2 separate regions of the Homo sapiens genome follow, and region 1 is linked to region 2. Evidence: chromatin contacts called from ENCODE Hi-C or POLR2A ChIA-PET data. All regions are on one chromosome and are shown on one strand. Each heading gives the region's core, a stretch centred on a gene start or an enhancer-like site at or near the end of the contact. The rest is flanking DNA. Distances are from core to core; before and after follow the strand shown.

Evidence for each region. A loop is a pair of places that touch in the nucleus more often than their neighbours do. ChIA-PET counts read pairs that join two places held with the same protein, here RNA polymerase II (POLR2A). Pooled maps may share reads with other maps.
Region 1: POLR2A ChIA-PET joins it to region 2 with 10 read pairs in H1. The contact joins the enhancer-like site here to the promoter of FAM136A in region 2. A Hi-C loop is called at or near these places in 14 of 168 maps with a recorded cell type or tissue (CD4-positive, alpha-beta memory T cell, CD8-positive, alpha-beta T cell, Caco-2 and 9 more), 1 of 37 single-sample maps with no recorded cell type and 18 of 50 pooled maps. POLR2A ChIA-PET finds 5 or more read pairs at or near these places in 5 of 52 experiments (H1, HEK293T, PC-3 and 1 more).

What each region holds. Positions count from the first base shown.
Region 1 is chr2:70,356,232-70,359,330 of GRCh38, reverse strand. No RefSeq gene overlaps it. Among named protein-coding and RNA genes, the nearest start is that of FAM136A, 56 kb to the right of the region's middle. Within about 2 kb of position 1,535, at least 3 of the 41 ENCODE cell types and tissues checked have a DNase peak (open chromatin) inside an H3K27ac peak, as active enhancers do; they include PC-3, PC-9 and endothelial cell of umbilical vein, where a contact is called at or near this core.
Region 2 is chr2:70,300,660-70,303,735 of GRCh38, reverse strand. FAM136A (family with sequence similarity 136 member A) reads left to right here and starts at 1,669. Exons shown (of 3, transcript NM_001329752.2): 1 at 1,669-2,132; 2 at 2,756-2,896. The coding sequence starts at 1,725. RefSeq lists a silencer at 1,480-1,749 and enhancers at 1,435-2,383, 2,384-3,076.

The DNA of each region.
Region 1 (3,099 bases), core at 286-2,785, 56 kb before region 2:
GAGGGATAGCATTGGGAGATATACCTAATGCTAGATGACGAGTTAGTGGGTGCAGCGCACCAGCATGTCACATGTATACATATGTAACTAACCTGCACATTGTGCACATGTACCCTAAAACTTAAAGTATATAATAAAAAAAATAAAATAAAAAAGAAATGTACAGTCCAATGTCATTTCTGGGTTTTTTTTAAGCCATTCACACAAAGCAATCTGATTCTCATTCATGTGTTTCTATATATGAATGTGAATATATAGGAAAGAAGTGATGGTCAGGGGGACAGTTTACTCTTACCATGGAATAGTAATTTTGTATAAAAGGACTGTAATAACATGTTAATTGTATAATTTTACATTAATACAATTAAGGTTTTAAAAATATGTGTGCAAGGCCAGGTATAGTGGCTCATGCCTGTGATCCCAGCACTTTGGGATGCTGAAGCGGGAAGATTGCTTGACCCCAGGAGTTCAAGACCAGCCTCTATGTAAAATAAGCAAGACCCAGTCTCTATGTAAAATAAAAAATTAGCCAGGTGTGATAGCACATACCTGCAGTCCCAGCTACTCAGGAGGCTGAGGTAGGAAAAGGATTGCTTGAGCCCAGGAAGTCAAGGCTGCAGTGAGTAGTGATTGTGCCACTGCACTCTAGCCTGGGTAACAGAGCAAGATCCTGTCTCAAAAAACATATGTGTATGTGTGTGTGTGTATACACACATACACACAAAATTTGGAAAACATGCAAAGAACAAAGAAGTAAATAAAATAACCTCCAATCCCACCTCAATTCCTAACTCTGGAACTCTTCCTTCCAGTGTTTTTTGGAGTCGGGGTCTGCTCAGCGTCACTCAAAGTATACCCAATCAGGCTGTCAGCTGCCCTTCTGCCCACAGGAGAGTCTGGGACCATCCAATCCAGAGAACTTCTCATCTAAATAGCACCTTGTCTCTACAAAGTCATTTGAATCACCCACCCTTTGTGATTCAAAATACTAAACAAAGTTATGAATTTTCCTATGACTGTTTCAATGCTTTTTTTAAAGCAGTAAATGTCAAAACCTTTCCAAACAAATGCTCCCCCTCCCTTTCTTTGTTTGGGCATTTGTTTTGTTATGCTTTGCCTTGTTTTGTCAGGATTTTTCATGTCCCTGTTTCTTGGTGCCCTAAACCCACATACAGTCTGCCTCTTGATTGATCCTATCTCTCCCCACCCCCAAAAAGGCTATGTTTGCAAAGACACACCCAGTTTGTCTGCCCCCACCCCGCCCCACATCTATTCCTCCTGTCTCAGTCTTGCCATTGTGTCCAGGGCAAGCTACAGAACAATGAATTCTTAGCAGATGATGGTATTGCCCTGTCCCCATGTTCTGAGCCAACCCCAGTTATGCCTGGCATCCGGGAGTCAGCGTTTTGTAGGCTTCTGTGACATTTGACAGCTCACATCCCACTTCTTTCAGCATTTGGAGCAGGAAGGACAGAAGGCTGCTCTTGTCACCACCAATGAGCTCATCCTTCTCCGAGAGGCAATAAGAAAGCGAAATTTCACCCCATGAATCAGGAAGCCTGAATTCATGACAAGGCACACATTCCCCAGCTTCCTGACCCACCGGCTGACCTTTCCATAAAAAGGAAAACTAGACAAGGCCTCCTCCCTAGAATAAAATAACCGATCAAACAAGGATAAGACATTTTTTACTAAAACAAACCTTTCACCCCATCGACCTGAATCCTTTGATTTCTGTATACCTTTCAAGGTCAGAACACTTTCTTTTCAGTCCTCTTGGGGATGAAGTCACACATTTCCGGGAGCCTTTCCCAACTTTAGCACTTGGGGCAGCGTAACCATGAGCATGTCACTTAACCATCCCAGTTTCTTAATCTAGAAAGTTAAACTAGAACACTCATTTCTATCTTTTTGCATTGTTGAAAGGGTTCGCTCTATAATCCTAGTGCAAAATGTGCCCTCAGCATCATTCACTATCTCATAATACTGGCTGCCCAACTAGTAGATAAATAGCACCTTGGAATTCAGATTGACCCTTCTTGGCTGTGCTGTTCTTGAGAGGTTAAGTCTAGGAAGGAAGTAATAACAATGTAAGGTCAACGGCACATGTTCCAGAGAGTCAGACTGCCTGGCTTTAAACATTCTCTCCAACACCTACTGGTGGTGGAACCATGAACAATTTCTCAAGTTCTCCAAACCTTAGGTTCTTCAAATTAAAAGTAGGGAAGTGGAAATAAATAATGCTGTGTAGGGCTTTTGTGGTGAGTAAAGGAAACAATGCATACAAAGCACTTAGCACAGTGCTTTTGATAAGATTTTGATTGGAAGATGTTAGCTATTCTTACTTTGGTGGTCACTGTAGTAACATTGTGTGAGTACACTGTTGGAGATCAGAATCATTAGGGGTTCCATCCATAGTAAGATCACACATTCCCTGGAGAAGTGTCAGGTGTGGAAGATAGTCAAAGTTGGTATAGTCAGCTGTGGACTAATAAGGGCTCTTTGGATTACAAGTGTCAGATGCTCAACTCAAAACTAATATTAATGAAAAAAAGGGGATTCATTAGCTCTTTGTGGCAGGGTTGGAGTTCGCCTTGAGCATGATTGGCTCCAAAGACTCAAAGTCATTAGGGCTCTCTAACTCCTTCCCTCAGTCCTGCTTCTCTCTGTAGATTGGTCTCATTCTCTCTTTGATGGATGACTTCCTCTATGTAGCAAGTAACCCCAGAGGAAAGACAGAGCTTCTCTCTTCCAGCATGTGTGTGTGAAATCCAGGGAAAGATTGGTTTTGAGTTGAACATCTGACACTTGTAATTCAAAGAGCCCTAATTAGTCCACAGCTGACTATACCAAATTTGACAATCTTCCACACCTGACATTTCTCCAGGGAATGTGTGCTCTTACTATGGATGGAACCCCTAACGATTCTGATCTCCAACAGTCGGCCCTGTTTAGATCATATGCCCACCCCTGGACCAATCACTGTGGACAAATGGATGGAGTATCCTGATTGGCCAAGCTAGCTCTATGCCTTTGGCCAGGGTGCTCTTCCTACCACGTAGAATGGGGGTTGTTCAACTCCACAAAGGAGATGGGCTA
Region 2 (3,076 bases), core at 420-2,919:
TATTCGATAAATGAATGCACACGACAGTACTGTTATGGGTGGGACAGTGAGGCATTCCAAAAAAAAAACTGCTCCAGGAATTCAGAAACAGTTTCATGTTGCTGGCATGTAAGTGCTTCATTGATGACTGCTTCATTGATGATCTGTAGCCCCTGCTTTGTCTCTGAAGTTCATTTTTTATGAGAAATAAATGCATAAACATACATCTACCCTGTGATCCAACAATCCCATTTCTAGATATTTACCCAAAAGAAAAGAAAATCTGTGTCTACAAAAGACTTGGTCCAGGACTGGGTGGTGGTGCATACCCGTAATCCCTTTGATAGGCAGAGGCAGGAGGATAGCTTGAGGCCTGGAGTTTGAGACCAGCCTGGACAACATAGCAAGATCCCATCTCCAAAAGAAAAAAAAAATGGTCAAGGATGTTCATAGTCACCACTTTATTCATAATAGCTACTAAGTGGAAAAGACCCAAACACCCATCAGCAGGGGAATGGATCAACAAATGTGGGCCGGGACCGATGCCTCATGCCTGCAATCTCAGCACTTTGGGAGGCCGAGGTGTGTGGATCCCTTGAGCTCAGGAGTTGGAGACCAGCTTGGCTAACATGGTGAAACCCCGTGTCTACAAAAAAAAAAAAAAAATTAGCCAGACGTGGTGGCACATGCCTGTAATCCCAGCTACTCGGGAGGCTGAGGCATGAGAATCACTTGAACCAGGGAGGTGGAGGCTGCATGAGCCGAGACCACATCACTGCACTCCAGCCTGGGTGACAGAGTAAGACCCTGTCTCAAAAAACAACAACGACAAATGTGGTATGTCCATTCAATAGAATACTACTCAGCAGCAAAAAAGAACCAACAACACAGCTCAATCTCGAAAGCATTAGGCTAAGTATTTTTCAGCAATATGCTAAAAAAGCCAGACAGAAAAGGAGTACTTATTGGATAATAACATACATATGACATTCTAGAAAGAGAAAATGTAATCTACAGTGACAGAAGCAGACCAGTTAGGGCAGGGGTGGGGAGATGGGGTAGAAAGGACGGAGATTGGGACAAGACAGAGTTTGGGTTTTTATTGTTGTTTAGAGACAGAGTCTCACTCTGTCGTCCAGGCTGGAGTGCAATGGCGTGATTTCGGCTCACTGCAACCTCTCCCTCCCGGGTTCAAGCAATTCTCCTGCCTCAGCCTCCCAAATAGCTGGGACTACAGGCATGTGCCACCACACCCGGCTAATTTTTGTATTTTTAGTAGGGACGGGGTTTCGCCAGGTTGGCCAGGCTGGTCTCAAATTCCTGAGCTCAGGTCATCCACCTGCCCACGGCCTCCCAAAGTGCTGGGATTACAGGCGTAAGCCACTGCGCCCGGCGGACAGGGTTTGTTAAAACTCATCAAGCAGCACGCCTAAGATCTGGGCATTTATCTGTATGTAAATTACATTAAATAATTTTAAAGAATGTAAAGGGAGGGACATGGGAGGGAGGAGGAAAGGCAGGCAGCAGCCGCAGGGCAGGTGTCCCAGTGACCGGTTCCCAAGCGGGAGGAGGGCGGTGGGCTCGCGGACACCAGCATGCAGTGGCTCCGTTCGGCCGCCAGGGGGGGGCGTGGGCCCTGGAAGGGCAGGCGGCGAAGGGCGGCGAAGGGCGGTGAGGGGGCGGGCCCGTACGCCGATTCCATATGGGCGCCGGCGCGGAGCGCCGCGGGGCAGCGCGGGGTCGCCATGGCTGAGCTGCAGCAGCTCCGGGTGCAGGAGGCGGTGGAGTCCATGGTGAAGAGTCTGGAAAGAGAGAACATCCGGAAGATGCAGGTAGCGGGGCTGGGGCCGAACCAGGACCCCCTTCTCAGCGGGTGGGTTCCGGGCCCTTCCCTCAGCCACCACGCGACGCCTTGCACTGCAGCCGCGTCCCCGCAGACCGGGTGTGGGCGGCCCTGGGGTCGCCGGGGCGGCCTCGGACAGGACTTCGGAAGCTTTGGCGGATCGGATGAAATCCGTGTGCCCTTGCCGTGCGCGAGGCTGTTTTCCGCCCCTTCCAGCCCGGGGCAGGAGCGTCCTCGGCGGCAGGTGGGAAGCCCCTGGTGGCAGGCGCTCGCCCCACCACCTTCCCCTCTTACGCGGCCCCTTCCGCAGGTGAGCGGCCCGAGGCCCAGCAGAGGCGCTGCCAACGTGAAAGACCAGAAAGGCGAGGACTTCCGGCCTCCCCGTTGGCCAGGTCATGCCTGCTTCTCTTGCGCCCAACCTCGCTTCACACAGCGCGGGTTTCTACACTGTTCTTCTCTGAGCCCCGCAATGCCTCTGTGTGTTTCGGTCCTGCTTCTCTCACGGAGTATGCGTTTCCCAGATAGTGCCCCTTGAGTCATTGATTAGTGGGTCGGCTGCCCTCTGGTGGAATTTGTATTGCTAGGTTGCTGACCTCTGAACCCCATGGAAGAGGCTCCTGGTTTTCAGAATTTGGCTTCGTCAGACCACCCTACCCTCACCCACTCGGGCGAACCTCTGTTCACCCAACCATCGGTGCAACAGGTGCCGATGAGCTAGCAGCAAGGACACCATGAAACACTACACTAGACATTGAGGATAATTTTCCCCAGTGGTGGTTTTAAGGTCCTGGTGTCTATTCTCAGGGAAGGTGAAAGCAGAAGGTGGAGAGAGAGGTGCAAATATCCACGTGGCCTTCTAACTCCTGTAGTGCTCCATAGTCATCTCTGTCCCCAGAGACTTTCCTACCTAACCTCTCTGCCCTTTCTCCCCAGGGTCTCATGTTCCGGTGCAGCGCCAGCTGTTGTGAGGACAGCCAGGCCTCCATGAAGCAGGTGCACCAGTGCATCGAGCGCTGCCATGTGCCTCTGGCTCAAGCCCAGGCTTTGGTCACCAGTGAGCTGGAGAAGTTCCAGGTGAGAAATATCCTAGACAGAGCACTGTAGTCCTTGATACAGACTTTTGCAGGAGATGACAAGCATTTGTTCAAAACTCTTGGCTTTAGTGTCTTGGTTCTGTTAACAGTTGTGATACTGATGGCCAACCAGTTTTCACAGGGTTTGAAATTTTGGAAAAAGTCTTGGCGGTCGAGTGCC